Regions from separate parts of the Mus musculus genome. Here region 1 is linked to region 2. Evidence: chromatin loops called from intact Hi-C (ENCODE). Cell type or tissue: heart. All regions are shown on one strand.

Region 1 (8,000 bases), 130 kb before region 2:
TCACAAGTGATCTCATCCCATCACCACAGCAATAGGTAGCCCAAGGACAGGAGGAGGCTTCGAAGCCCCAGCCTACAACTGTGGTGTCCTTTCTGTTACTCTATTAGACATTATCTAGGGATGCTAGTGGCTATACCACAGCTCTAAACAAACTTAAAAATACCTACCAAACAACAAACAAAATTTGAAAAATTCTGATGGACCAAGCTTGGTCCAAGACCACTTGAGACCTGGGTATAAGATTAGTACTTCTTGTGGGATCAGGGACAATTTTGGGTGCCATCCTTAGGAACACCATACACTTCCTTTTGAGACAGGCCTCTAATTGGTTTGGAGCCCCAGAGATTCTCATGTGGGTTTTGAGGATAGCAATGCAAGCAAGGATTTTATTGATGAGTTATCTTCTCAGCTGTTCTCCCCATTTTTGAGATAGGGTCTTGTGTAGTCCAGGCTAACATCTCAGACAGGCTGTACATCTAAGGATGATTTTGAATTTCTGATCCTTCTGCTTCCACTTCCTAAGTGCTGGGATTACAGATGTGTACTATCACCCCTAGAGATCAAACTCAGTACTCCATTCATACTAGGGAAACATTCTACCAATTGAGCTACATCCCCAAACCAGGATAAGTACTTTTCTTACTCCCTAGATGATTCCAAATGGGCAACCATTTTGAGAGTCACTGCCATGATTTCCAAATCAACTGTGAACTTTCTCTCATGTGGGGTTTGTAGTACTTACTGATTTAATCTTTTTAATGTCAAAAAAATTTTTTTATCCCTGGTTGGACCTATGATGTGGATGCCACATCTGGCTACAGAGGTCTCCAGTGGGTGACCATAGACACTGTTCAGCATCCAGTAGCTAGTCCTGGCTCCCCACATCTGCTGCTGCCATCCCTACCCAGATGATCAGGGAACCTTCACTTATAGGAGAACACCAAAGATGCAAGGAGTGTTCCTTACTTCCTCAGTGCTGTGCACACAAATGTTAACAAATGGTTCTGGGAGAGGGGTCTTGGAAAGTTCTGCTTTGTAATATTCTCCAGTTGTTAAGGTGTCAACACTCCCATCTTGATCTACTGAAGGCACTTGTCCTGAGGTGTCTGAGAAGGGGGCTGAGAAGAGATGTGTACCACATCTGTCAACTTTCATGAGCTAACACAAGCTAGTTCCCATCTCCAATGTTTCTGTAGTGTCCACAGTTCTTGGCTCCATCCCCAAGGCCCCAACAAGGATCCTTAATCTGCTGGGACTTAAAGTATAGAAGCATAAAAAGACCTTGCTGGGTGGGGCTCCTTTGTGAGTGTGAACGTGGGTTATACAGACCCAGTGGAGTGTCTCCAAGGAGAATCCTAATTGAACCGGACAGTAGATGCTCAGTTAAACTGAGATGGTCCTCAATACTCATTTTCCATTTTGGTCTCATTTCAACCTTCAATATAACATATCTGGCAGATTCAGAAAGGGGAGGTGTCTTGGACTTCACTGGACAGAAAAGGACCTGAAGGTTGTCTAGGTGCCCTATTCTGGAGAGAGTACCTAAATCTCTGAACAACCAGTTCACACCCCATCTGTACATATTCTGACACTGAGACCTGTAACACTGCCACAAAGTAGTCGAGTATAGGAAGGAGCAGTGAGCAATCTTTGGTAGTCCAGATGGGTTAGCTGATTTGAGGCACTGTGTGAGGCAAAACTCAGGGTCTGATAGAAAACACAGCTTGGAGAGATGACTTTAGAGCTCCTAGGAGCAATAGTGGCTACTCACATCTGGAACGAAGGGAGGGTCCAACATCCCAGCCTCCAGGCGCTTAAAGTTCATGTTCCTGAAGAAAGGGTGCCTCTTGACCTCGGCGGCCCCCTCCTCCTGGCAGCCCAGCCTCTGCTTCGAGTCTTTGGTGAGCAGCTGTGACAAGAGAGTCTCGTGAGGTCATATGACTGGGCCTTTCCATCTGCCCATAGGCCAGAAGGACAAAGGAACATCTGTGACTGTAGCTCTAGCCTCCCCAGTGCCACCCCCTAAAACTCAGTCTGGAGGAGGATGTCTCCCCAGTTAGAAGAACTGAAGCATCAGCAAGGACAGGATCAGATCATATCTTTGTCATGCTTTCAGTTGCCCTGTGTATACTCTCAGGCTGGTGGCTCAGGTTAGAGCCTACCCTCTGGGCTTCTCTTTTCTATTTTATTGTATTTTTTATATTGTTCACTTATTGTGTGTCGATGTATGTGCCACAGCATTTGTATGGAGATCAGAGGACAACTTTGTAGAGTCAGCTTTGTCCCTCTACCTGTCACAGAGGTTCCAGGACTTGAACTCAGATCACCAGGATTGCATTAAAAAATGCTTTACCTGCTGAGCCATCTCTCTGGCCCCAAGTTTCTCTATTCTAGACATAAGTAACTGGGCCATGCTCCATCCATTCCAAGAAACACCAAAGAAGCAAGAATGTGCAGTAGCTGAGCCTGTTAATGCAGCCCCCTAGAGTCTACTGTGCTGGCAGATGGCCGGATCATCAAGGATAAGAAGATGAAAAAAAAAAGGATGAGGTAGGGCTGGGTTGCTTATCAGCTTCTACCAGGAAGGAATGGTATGTAAACGACACTTCTGCTTTCCAAAAGAAGTGATAGAAAATCAGGGTTTTAGGATAAAATATCTTCATCTGAAAAGCTTGGTTATTAAGTTAGTATTTGTCTATTTCTAAAATATACCACACAGGTGGAATAGAACACCCACCTATATGGTGTCAGGGATGGTATCAGGCGTACATTATCAAGAGAGAAGGTGTGGGTGCAGTGGGAGAAGACAGAGTAAGTTCCCTGTATGTGGGGGACCACATATGATCTGGAATGACTGGGAGAGTCAAATGGTGAAGGACTCAAGGGAGTGTGGAGAAGCTACAGCGATGGGGCACAGCAGGAGCCTCAGATTCAGCATTAGATCCAAGGGACAGGAAAGCTGGGTGTGTGGACATCTCTCTCAAGGGGCATGGCTGCCAAGATGGAATGGAGAACAACTTCCCTGCTGATTGTGTAGCTGCCTCTATGGTTTATAGGTCAGGTATTGCAGTAGCCTGAGTCAGCACCTGCTAAAGGGATAAGAGCAGAGTGGCCAGACTGAGATGCTGTGGCTTACAAAGTCCAGACCAGAATCCAAGACCCCAAGAGAAGACAGAGCAAGGCTTGAGGTTTCTGGAGGTACTTTCATGTGTACAATCATTTGGCACTTTTCAGCCAACACATTTCCCTCGGTGGCCACAAGGGGGCAGGAGAGGGACAGCTTTGGTCCTGGTTACAGCAAGAGCTTCAGCTCACAAAACCTGAGGTTGAAATGGAGGTTTGTGGGGAAGTGGAGAGGTGGTGATAGTGGTAGTGGTTAGAAGCAGAGATCATGTTTGCTCCATTCTCTCAGTATGTCCATGTCCCTATTGATGTTTCTTGAGACAGGCTTTTTGGGACTCCTGACCTAAGAATGTGATGCCTCTTATAGTCTTGTTACATCACGCAGACAGCTGACCATGACATAACAAGTACCACTGGCAGCCATCTCTCCACATCCCTAACCCCTGCTGTCTATCTCTCCACTACCTCATCCCGACTGCACCGCTGTGACAGTGCTTCTTTGAGACTGGTTAACAGGTTGTGGGGTTGTGGTCTACATGTTACATACCTTCTTCATCATGTCTTTGACACATGTCAGTAGCAGAGGAACACTTCCTCTTTTAGATATGATCAGAGGGCAGATCCAGCCCCACATCCTTACCACAGCTCTATACACAGAAGTGGCCAAGCAGGGGTGGTTGAAGTAGCCAAGCCCCCAGGGATCCCTGGTCCTCTGAATGTAGAAGCTTAGTTACTTCAAGTTTCTAGTCTTGGTCTTCTCTAAGCTCTACCCTGAGCTACTGGTATGTGTTCCCTTGAACCTTCCCAGGGCTACTTGGGGACTCAGGAATGAGAGGAGAGGCCCCTTTCAGGCCTCTGCTCTCTGCTCTCTTCTTTGCTGCTCAGGGTGTAGTATGGCTCCAGAGGAAGGTACTTTGCCACATTGGCTTACAAGTGTGTGTATCTAGGCACTTGAGGACAGAAAGCATCAGAGGGCATCTTCCTGTGGTGAGTCTTAGGAGACTGAGAGCCAGGCAAGAGCAGGAAGTAGCTGACTCCATACCAAACCCAAGGAAGGGCCTAAGGACCAGCTATGGAACAGTGTCCACCTTGGCTGAGGGAACCTTACAGCCCCTATCACTCCTTCCTCTTTAGCTGTCCAGTATCCACACCTGGCCCCAACACACTCCAGTCACTCTAATCTCTTCACTTGAAGGTCCTGCCCATCCACACATGCTGCCATACAGAACTTGAGCTGGGACCACCGTTCTACACAGTGAATGGAACACTGAGAATATGTTCAACAACTCCAAGGACTTTAACACCTCTCTTGCAGTCCTTGTCCTCAGTCCCCCGTGTCTAGAATCCAGAGTGGAGGGAATAGGAGGCCAAGTTCAAGGGCAGGAACTTGCCTGTGAACCAACTTGGGCTATCATCTTTATGCTTTGCTGACTTTTCTACAAAGCTACACACACTCATGGGTGTTCACGTCAACCCATATTCCTTGATTCACAGGGTATCCTGTCCAATATGCAGGTGTTGTAGGCAGAGGCTGGAGGCACCACTGGGCAGCAACCTATGAGCAGCATCTGGCTCACCGGGAGCTTACCATGTTGCAGATGGACTTGGCCTCTTCAGAGAACTTGGAGGAATACACTTCCTCAGTCTCCAGCACCCGGCGATCCACCTCTTCCCGCTTAACCTTCTCCTTGCGACCTCGAAATGGTGACTGGCCTTCAATCATCTCATAGATGAGGCAGCCCAGGCCCCAGTAGTCAGGGCTCAGTCCATATCGCTGGTTGTTCAGAACTTCTGGGGCTGAGAACAGGAGGGAAGAGAGTGGTAGACAACTAGCAGCAGAATGCAGCCACATTCCGGTGCTGCTCCTCATCTCAGCAGTACCCAAGGGTATAGCACTCTCATAGAAAAACTGGAGTTTTAAGCTGGGGCTACTTCCTTCCAATCTCCAACTGCAACCCAGCAGGTATGTAAACACCACTTTGTCCAGAGAAAGCCTTCCCTAATGGTGCTTCACTGTGCCCAATTCTGACGGTGGCTTCAGAACCCTGGTTATGGTGGATAGACACGTCTCCTCAGACAGAACACACAACATAGCTCTCACTGCTTTGTCCCCAGTGACAGGCATGGCTCCCAACACAGGACATATTGCATACATATTTATTTCAATGAAGAAGAATGCCCATCTAAATTAAAGATTAAATTGAACCTACATGGACTTTGAATCATCTTTTGGGGGGCGAGATGGAAGAGAAGGCTCAGTGGCTAGCAGCATAAACTGATTGCTGTTGTAGAGGACCTGGGTTTAATTCCCAGTACCCACACAGCAGGTGACTCCAGTTTCAGGAGATCCAACACTCTTCTGGCCTCTGTGGGCACTAAGTACACACAGGGTACACAGACATACATGCAGGCACAATGCCCATACACATAAAATAAAATCTCCTATTTTATCTTCACTACAACTTTGACAAAATGACTCATAGATGTACAAAAGGTACTTAAGATGTATCTTAAGGCCATCCAGAATGAAAAGTGTAGACACATGATATGCATCAGTGGACACATGACAGAGTCTGTATGTAGACAAATCATTAAGCACTGTGTCCAAAGAAGAGCAATGCAACTGTGTAAGCATATTTCCATGCAGGTACATGGACAGGTGTATCTGTATCTATATGTCTGCCCACCTGTCCTTCCATGATCCATATATTCACCATCCATTTATCCATCATCCATTCATCCATCCCCCATCTGAGAGGGTCCTTGTAGGTGTCATAAGGGAAGTGAACCATGTTTACAGATAAGAATGAAAACCTGATATAGCTGGACTTCATCAACCTGGATCAGACTTCGGGGGCCTAAGAACAAGTGGTTTATTCCCTATGTATTTATTTTGGAAAAAAGTTTCCTGGTGTAATACAATCAGTGCACAAGAAAGCATAATTACATTGAAACTTCACCTCAGAGATAGGTTCTAGAAGTAGGCTACCTGTCCTAGCTTAAGGGCCTAAGGGTCTGGCCTGGTCTCAGTCAAACAGATAACATAGAGGTCATCTGGGCTTATTAGCTCCCTCTGATCCTGATTGTGGGAGCTTGTGGGGAACACTTCTGGCTATAAGAGTCATTTAGATTTCTAGCTACCCCTAGTTCTGGTTGTCTGAGCTTGATATGACCTGGTTCAACAGATAATGCAGATGACCAGGCTCTTAATCACTTCTAATTCTCTGCTTTCTGGATTGAAGAACAGGTTTTTCATCTTTCCTACTGGAAAGACAATCTTAGCATTCCTGGTTTCTCTGTAGATCTGTGAGTGCAAGAACCTTTGTGCTATGATGAACCCAACACCCATCCATCTATTCTCTATATGTCTCTCAGATCTATCAGATCTAACTATCAGGATTCTCATAGTCACATATACACATATCCTACAGGTTGCCAAGTGTTTTGTTGTCTGGACCCTCAAGAAACAGAGATAATATATTGAATGTCCCACATCATCTGTGGATGCAGGCCTGGGCAGAGGGCAACTGGGACTGAGTTTAGAACTTTCAGGTGATCCCTACATGCCCTAGGGTCTTCTCAGGAGTCTCCTCAAAAAGGATGACACTTTATCAAAGTAGGTCCTACTTCAATAAGGGCTCCCTTAGAAATGCTAGTGGCAGGCTCCGGTCACCAAACTTCCAGGATGCTTGTTTTTGAGACCTAGGTTGGCTTGTGGTTGGGGGCTACAGAAAACTCAGTTTAGATCACACCTTTGGCCCTAGTGTACCACTCTACCTGACTGAGGTCTCCCACCAGGCATTTCTGTGGAAGATCAGCACAGTAATTCTGACCAGCAAAACAAAGACTGGGGGATTTAGAAATAGGTGCTCTTGGGGAGGCTCAGTGTGTGATAGGCATAAGTTATTACTCACCCATGTAGCCAACAGTGCCTACCCGGCCACGGATAAGGTCTCCCTCGGGGATCTTCACGGCCAGTCCGAGGTCTGAGATCCTTATGTGGCCTGTTGGGGAGAGTAGGGTTAATGGGTTCCTGTGGTCATGTGGGCACCCTGGTCAGGGCCACAGACTTTCTAGGCTTCTGTCCAATGAAGATGTGACATCAGCCTACTTTCTCAGGGTAACCATGTAACCCTGAAAAAGTGTAAGTAAGATGTGTAGAAATTACACATAAAGAGGAGAATATTAATAAAGATGCTTGGACAAGGCGGGCCACTGGCCGACTTACAACATTTAATGCCCCAATGAGCTTCCGGGAAGGCTGAGGTCACAGAGTTTAAAATGTCCTGGCTGTTTCAGTGATTGCTTCATAGGAAAAATATGAGGTTCTTGACATTTTGCAACAATTTGCTTAAGGGGAAAAAATTGTAAAGCAATTTGGGAAGCCACTCCCTGCCTTCCTGATTGGTCTTTGGAGGTGGTTTGTTTTTTCCCCTTCAAAGAGATGGAGAAATGAGAAGGGTGGTGCCTGGTCTGGGATCTGAACTCAGAGTGTGTTCCCCAAGACCCAGGCAGCATCACACTGAGAGTTCTACTTCTATCTCCGCCACACCTTCTAGGCAGGGTGATGGCTACATTTCATACTCAGGAAGGAACACGTGCCTTTGTCCATAAATGCCTGTAGGGCCTGAGTAGCTTAGATGGCCGCCAGTTCTGTGGTATCTGACAGAAAAGATAGTATGTGAGTACCAGCGATGGACTGCCCCTTGTGGGGCTTCAGTGTGAGTAGTTACTAGAACACACTGTAGCCTCCCACAGGACCCTGTGCTCCCCATTCCTCTCTACACACAATTCTCTGCAGGTCATCAATTGTGGGTATGTATGCTGTTGTCCCAAGAACATGCAGAAGACTTGGTATTGTTACTGCCAGGCTAGTC
Region 2 (8,000 bases):
TATTACAATGCTTATGGCCATAAGCTTTGGCTTGTTCTCCGACTAGCCTGTAGCTTATATAACATGTTTATTCTAGTCTATGCCTGCTACATGGCTAGTTACCTCTCCTCAGTTTCATGTGCAGTCTCCTCCAAGCCCAAGGTGAAATCTGAACCTGACTCTTTCCCAGAACTCCTCCCCCATGTCCCCACCCCTCTGTACCAGATCTCCCACCTTTCTAACCCTGCCCCAGCTAATGGGCCATCAGCTTTTTACTGACACTTGATACTTCCACACAGTACATAGAGATTCTCTCCACAGCAGGTTTTGAAGGAATATGTATGACCCTACAAAGGCAGGGAACCAGACAAAAGATAATAGCATACCTGAGCTGTCAGACCCTTTTCTGTACAAAGGTAAACCACTTCTCCAATAGTAAGCATCAGCTTCAGAAAAATACCATAGGTAGCAAAGCCAGCAAGAAAATCCCCACACAGCCACACAGTCTTCCTCTTCTCAAAGGCTACTGTTGGCCTTACCCAAGTGGTTACTGAGCTTGGGGCTCAGAAAGTAGTAGGTAGAATGTTTGCCCAGCATTCAAGAAGACTTGGGCTCAATCCCCAGCACTGCGTACACTAGGCATCTTGGTGCTGAGCCTGAGATAAAACACTATCTTAAAAGATTAATTATACAAATAAAAATCATTGTCATTGTCCTTGGAGTTGCAGCCTTACACTCAACCCAGATGGTACCTGTTCTTATTAGGGGATATGAGAGCCCATTTGTCAAGGGAACAGAGAAACCTAATCCAGTAACTTTATTCCACAGACAAATACCTTTTCAATACACAGCTTATACTATAAGAGGCATGACCCTGTCACCCTGTCATCAATGACAAGTTCCAGAGAACAACCCCACATACAACTGTCAGAATTCTCAGACACTCCATACAACCTTCAGAATGCAGAATCAACAGGTAGAGATAATGGGGCAGTTATTTTAGAAGAAAATGCCAGTAAGTGCCGCACAGAAGCAGGACATGAAAGTAGATGCCTGGAATCTTGCCTGGGTCTCCCTCAAGAGGCCCCTCCTTCAAAATCCATATGCAGCACACATTAAACATCTGTCACTGGTTAGCTCTTTTTTCTTTTTTCTTGTAGAGGTTAGATATCTCAAAGAGCAGTGTGTGGTTTGTATTTCTGTGGCCATGACAGTGGTCTCTAATTCATCTGGACTCTCAATGTGCTCAGCAGGTAAATGTTATAATCTGTCTCCATTCTTGGAAGTAAGTAGACCTAGCCTCCAGTTAACTAGCTGCTAATGGCTAATCAAACTTTTCTTCAAACCAAGCACCCTGGGCTTTTAAATGTGGGCCTTGCTATCTGATAAAACCCATAAGAATTGAAGGGGATGCTGTTTAAAAACAAGAGCTCAGCCACATTCCCACTACTATACAAATTCCAAACCAGCATTGAAAAGCAAGTAGCCAAGGGAGACAAAGCCTGGAGAAATGAGTCCTGTCCTGTAATCAATTATGTTCCATCTACACCTGTTCACTGAGGGTGCCAATGCTGGTTCTTTGGGAAGGTTAGAGAACTAGAGGCTAACACTCTGCCCCAAATATCCACTATATATGGAGTGACCCTCCATACATGAACTTATTCAAAATCCTTTGAGAAAAGCTCTGTGCATCTCCATACTTCACCTCCTAAAACTCCTGACTTGATATACTAAGGCAGACAATAGACTTCGGCAAAGGAACTCCATTTGGAAGGGACTAAGTTTAAATCTCCTTTATATGAGTAACATCAACCATAACCTCCAATATGACCAACCTCAGAACGGATATACGGATATATCTCAAAATTAGTCCTTTTGAACTTGAAATAGAGCCACCACAGCCCCCTTCAAGGAAACCTACACATAAACTTCCCCTCTTCAATTGAGTCTCTCAAATGTAAAGCCACTTCCAGCCTAACTCTGTTTATATTCTGGGCATATATCCCCATATACATGGTAACAAAAAAAAAAAAAGATATCCTAGAAAATACCCTAGAAGATACAAACAAACAAACAAAAATACTTTGAAGGTCATAAAAGAGGGACCATTATATTCCTGTCATTCCCTGCCTCCTCCATGAAGTTCTATCCAGACAGCTTGAGGCCTTCTGATGAGCAGGCCTTCCTGGGTCTATAAATAGGACTACAAAAGACATGCAGAATCTTAAATATGGGACAAGATCACCTGTCTGTAATCAGTCTGCTGTCCCTCTAGATTCTGAGGCATCCAGTGACCTGCTCATCACTGAGGCAGCATTTACCACAGTGATCTGAGTTCATGTTAGCATGGATCAAACACCTCACAGACAATGGTGCAGGTAATTCTCTTAGCTGTCTAGAGAAGAGGGCTCTTATGTCTCAGATTCATGTGTAAGAAATGTCCTAGGAAATTAAGTATCAAGTCTTAGCTCATAAAGATGGAAGGAACCAGAAATGGTGACCCACACCTTGAATTCCAACACTTGGAAAGCAGAGTAGGTCAAAGGCCAGCCTGATCTACAGAGCTTAATAATCCAGGAAAGCCAAAACTACACAAAGAAATCCTATCTCAAAAACAAACAAACAAACAAACAAACAAAGATAGAGCATAAGCTTGTGTGAAAACCCAGGTCTGTCCCATTTGGAATCTGTGCCCTTGGCTATTGCCCTGTTGAACAAGCACAGAGCCCCATGTGAAACATTTGGAACCATTTTGGATGAATGGGACAACAGTACTATATCCATATTGATCAAACCAGTCTATGAGGTTATGCTCAGGTTCCATTCTGGTTAAAGTGGGTCCTCAGGTCAAGTCCTTCCCAGTAAAATCACTGAGACATATGAGGCACACAAACAAAGCTCAACAGATAAAAACAGGCTCATGCCAAATTATTTCCAAAGATTATCTTTGGCTTCACAGCAATTCAAATCACCAAGAATATTTATTAGATAAGCAGCTTCTGAGTACTAACTAGGACTCAGACCTAAACTCTTGAAAGTCAAATCCAGGGTTTAGAAGCTGTAATTCATCATAACCTAGGACTGAAGCATCTTTTCCCCCCTGGCTAATCGCAAGCTCGTCACCCCATTGCTGCTGCAGCTGGCAACAGAAGCCCTTACACCCAGCTCAGGACTCATGGTATGAGTCACCAACAAAGCTCTAGACTATCCAAGGTCTTCAAGTTCAAGGAATAAATGACTCAGTGTAGCTGCCTGTGGAAGGCTCCAGATTTCTCCTTGTCAAGTATACAGATCTGTATATGTTAAATGTCTGTTTACTAAAGCAAAACAAAAAAGCCAGAGCAGGCAAACAAAATCTGTAGGAAACACATTGTCTCAGACATCTCTGGGGTCTGCATACAATAGAAGAAAAAAGGCCTTAGAGTTTTGTACAAGAAACTACCCCGGAGTTCCCAAACCTACAGACCATACTGTATCTCAGGGCAGAAAGGATGAAAGCCTGCAGGACACTGTGCAAGTGCCTGCTGGAGCTCCAGGCTTCAATTGACCAGTGCCCTAAAGGGCGTGGAGGATGTAGCTGTACATGTGTGGACAGGGTGGGGTTTCCTGCAAATACTCCATCCCTCTCACCCTGGCGCCTTCCCAGATCCTTAGTGCTATCTGACTCTGATGGTGTAGCTTACGGAAATGACTGTCTACGGTTTAGGTGGGTCTTATTATTATTATTAACAAAGATAATATTATGACTAATAATAACACTGGTGACATTTCAAGGGATTTTGCCCTCTCCTTCATCCTGGTTCTCTTGAGGTACAAGAGTTTGAATTCCACAGTTGTGCTCCACTGGAGGCTCAATATGACAGTTCACTCAAATACAGATGTAATTTCCAGAGATTTCTTAAAGAGCTCAAGGGGCTTTTCTTTCCTCCTCCTCCTCCTCCTCCTCCTCCTCTTCCTCCTCCTCTTCTTCTTCTTCTTAACTATGCCAATCACACCACTATTTAAGCTGCTGGATGGAAAGGCCTATTGTTTTACTTAAGCCACCCTTAACCTCACACTTGCCCCAAGAAACTGCTGAAATCTCTTAAGAGACTTAGCCAACTCACATATCAGAATACCTGGCATTTGAAGATCTTCACTAAAGAAGGCTGTGGGCAGTGTGAAGTAAGATACAATCAGCAGCAAATAACCCAGCTTATTTGATAATTGGGGAATTAGTGGGAAGATATACCATGTGGAATTGAGTATTAGACCAGAAGGCAGAATAAAGAGGCTGGGATACTCAGAAAGCCAGTGTAAAAGTCCTGAAAGGGAATGTTTGTGTCAACCCCTGCAGGTCAGTAAGCAATCAAATGACAAGGGGGTGGGGGTGGTTTGAGTACATTCAAAGATCTCAAAGGCTAATGGCAGAACAGAGAAGCCAGGAGGCTAGCCTAAGGGAGGCTGACCTAGGGCAGCAGGTAGTCAATAATCCAGGCTAGGGCAAGAGATCTAGAGAGCAGAATTGGCAGTTCCTGCTAGCCTGACAGCTTCTCCAGAAGTAAAAGCAAAATGCCATCTGAACAGGGCTAGCCCATGGGAAGCCTCTAGAACAGCAGCTCATGACAAAGCTGAAAACACGTGTCACTACCCCACCTCAGGAATCAGGGCTCAGGATGCTCTCAGGAAACCACTTCCCTGGGGACCATGGCTCTGGCCACCCACCTGCACCCATTCTTCCCTCCCACAGGAAACTGCACCACCATTGTTTGTTGTTCTGTAAAGCCACTCTAATTGTGAGAGAAGAGGCCACATGCATTAACACCTCAATAATGGGAAGCATGTGTCAAGTCATCTAATTTCCTGCAAAAACTCCCCCTATGATGGAACAAATACTGCTGACAAAAAATACCTGGTGGCATACAGGGGTGCAGGACAAGCATAAAAGACTATAAGGAAGAAAGACTGAGAGAATGCCACATATCTTTGCTACCATGAGACATCCCCATGGGTCTAAAACTTTGCAAGGTCTCAGAGAGGCCATTCAACTGTAATCAGTACTAGCAACAAGTAAGTAAGGAAATAAATAAATAAATAAATAAATAAATAAATAAATAAATAAATTCAGTTTCTCCCTCAGGTCTGCAAAATCAAGTCAGCTTTGAATAAAAATGAGGCAACTGTAATCAGTACTAGCAACAAGTAAGTAAGGAAATAAATAAATAAATAAATAAATAAATAAATAAATAAATAAATAAATAAATAAATTCAGTTTCTCCCTCAGGTCTGCAAAATCAAGTCAGCTTTGAATAAAAATGAGGATATGACCACTCCTAGGTATGGCTGAGGGAAATGTTTTTATTATAGATATGAGAAAGAGAATAGTCTGAGGCATCCAGAAGACTAAAACTGAACATGGCCAGTAGAACAGACTGGCCATGAGAAGAGAGAAGTGGATGAGTGAGAGAGGAAGAGAAAAAAAAAGAGGGAGACAAAAGACCAAGAAGGTAGAGAATCAAGAAAGAGTGTGTCCAAAATGGCTAGATTATATAGGAATAAGAAGTTGAGGGAAGGGCAGAAGAGATGGCTCAGCAGTTAAGAGCACTGACTGTTTTTCCGAAGGTCCTGAGTTCAAATCCCAGAAACCACACGATGGCTCACAACCATCAGTACAGCTACAGTGAACTCATATACATAAAATAAATAAATACATCTTTAAAAAAAAAAGAGCTGAGGGAAGGAAGGTAAGCAAAGCTCAGGGGCTGGAGAGGTTTAGGGTAGGGGGCAGAGGTGAAGCGTGTTGAAAGGAGCCAGGACTCTATAACAGGTATTTTCAGAACCAGTATCTGTATCTCAGTGAGTCATTTGTCCCCAGTTTCTTCGGGACCACATTCTATGAAATAGCACCTCAGGTTTTTTTGTTTTTGTTTTTTTTTTGTTTTTTGTTTTTTGTTTTTGTTTTTTTTGATGTTGGTTTTGTTGGTTTGTCTTAGGGACAAGGTCTTTTTAGCCCACATAGGCTTCTGGTGATTTGAATGGAAATGGCCCACATATGCTCACAGGGAGTGGCAGAATTGAGAAGTGTGACCTTGTTGGAGGAAGTGTGTCACTGGAAGTTAAGTGGGCTTTGGGGTTTCAGAAGCCCAAGCCAGACCTGGTTGCTCCATTCGTGCTTGCTGCCTGCTGATCTGGATGTAGAACTCTCAGCTACTTCCAGCACCATTTCTGCGTGCATAACTCCATGCTTCCTACCATGATGCTTTTTCCTTTATAAGATTTGCTGTGGTCATGGTATCTGTCACAGCAATAAAACCCTAAGACAGCCTCCAACTCACTATATAGCAGGAAATGACCTTGAACTCCTAATCTTCCTGCCTCTACTAGCATTATAGGTGAGGAGCACCATGTCCCAGATGATACCTCAGATTTAGGACTTGGCTGGGTAGTGGGTTGAGAAGTACAAGTGGCTGAGCAGGTAGGAGCCCCAGTCAATTCATTGCTTTCAAACACTCTCAAAGGTCATATAACCTGACCCCTTCATTTTGTGGAAAACATTATAGATAGTAGTCACTCAGTCCATTTGCTGTAGAACCAAGACTATAAACCAGAGTAAGGCTGCTGGACCCAGCACAGGAATCACTTACCTGGCCATGAGAAAAAGCCTAAGGTGGATTTCTGAGTTCCAGTTCCAGGCCAGCCTGGTCTACAGAGTGAGTTCCAGGCCAGCCAGGGCTACACAGAGAAACCCTGTCTTGAAAAGAGAGAGAGAGAGAGAGAGAGAGAGAGAGAGAGAGAGAGAGAGAGAGAGAGAGAGAGAGACTAAGGTATAGCCTGTCCCACAGCTACAGTCCCAGCCCCTAGCCTGATACACTGCATCTACGCCTCATAGCATCTCCCCAGCCCACAGCTCTTTCATCATTTCCTCCCACCACATCTGCAGCCTGTGGGAGAATAGCTGTTCCCCCATCAAGCAAGTCGTGTAGGCTTCTCTCAGTCTATTCAGACTCCACCTTTCCTGCCTCTTGCCCCAGTTCCAAGGCCAGAAATCTAGTGTGCTGCCCTGGCCAACTCTCCAGATTTGCTCTTTAACTTCCTCACCCTGAAAAACATGCAAGTCATGAAAGGGAAGGAAAAGCTCACTGGAGAGCAGCTGAGAATTGGAAGGGCACTACTTCAAAAAAACAACCACCATTGTTTTTAACAAAGAGGGGAAAAACAGACGACTTGTGAATCAGGCCTTGTGTAATCCCTGCACTTGGGAGATGAAGACAAGAAGATCAGGAATCCAAAGTCATCCTTTGCAGTATACAAGGGCCAGCCTGAGTTGCATGAGACCATGCCTTAACCTACACCCCCAGAACTCCCAAAAAGAAATTAGACTGTTTAGAGCCACACATCCTCCTCAAATAAACTTCCCTAAAACAATCAGAACTGTCTTCTCTCCAGGTGGTCTGAATCTCACTGAGGGGCAAGAAATCCTTAAAGAACCTCAAAATTGTATCTGCTGGCGTTACAACTATCTGATGGACCAGGGGCCCCACACTTGTAACTCAGCAGAACCCAGGCGCTCCTATGGTGGTGTTGGTCACCTCTCAGCTGCCTGAGTCACCAGCACTGCCCTGACAAAGCTCTACAGTCAGAGAGTTTAAAGAACAGGAAGTTGTGGCTCACAACCCCAGAGGCTGCAATCCAAGGTCAAGGGTTAAGGACACACAGCAGCTGGCCATCTTTTCCATGATGGGGAAAGTTGGGTGGGAGGGAAAGAGGCCAATATTTCAGAGAAGCAGAGCCAGGAGCTCTCAGGACAAGGAAGGGAAACCAAAGACAACCCATGATACCACTAGCCCCACCCACAACTAAGCAGGAGCCAAATTCCCTAGAGTTGTTTGTTTACTGAAGCCAGCTGGAGTTGAGTTCCTGTCACTTCTACCCTACCTAATGGCAGTCATCTTGCTGGACTTGAGGAAAATCAGGCTGTGAATTGACACAGAAACAAGACGCAGGTGCTCATGGGGAGTACAGGAGGCAGCATGAAAGCAGCT

What was found. A loop is a pair of places that touch in the nucleus more often than their neighbours do. Peaks named below come from ENCODE experiments on the same cell type or tissue, not always from the same donor. Only the 100,000 strongest peaks of a DNase experiment are listed, where the experiment ranks them.
Region 1: a loop joins it to region 2, with 4 times the contacts of the local background. A loop is called at or near these places in 3 of 42 quality-filtered maps.

What each region holds. Positions count from the first base shown.
Region 1 is chr19:61,079,981-61,087,980 of GRCm38, reverse strand. Grk5 (G protein-coupled receptor kinase 5) reads right to left here. Exons shown (of 16, transcript NM_018869.3): 11 at 7,038-7,127; 12 at 4,712-4,920; 13 at 1,772-1,909. It also overlaps a transcript of Zfp950 not described here. Among named protein-coding and RNA genes, the nearest start is that of Zfp950, 57 kb to the left of the region's middle. In heart, CTCF peaks have their summits at 3,040 and 3,244 (motif pointing right); a DNase peak (open chromatin) is centred at 3,250.
Region 2 is chr19:60,945,830-60,953,829 of GRCm38, reverse strand. The region is part of intron 1 of Grk5 (G protein-coupled receptor kinase 5); the gene reads right to left. Among named protein-coding and RNA genes, the nearest start is that of Grk5, 60 kb to the right of the region's middle. In heart, no CTCF peak of the experiment used is centred here; DNase peaks (open chromatin) are centred at 3,589, 4,619, 6,979, 7,699 and 1 weaker place; H3K27ac peaks cover 2,152 bases.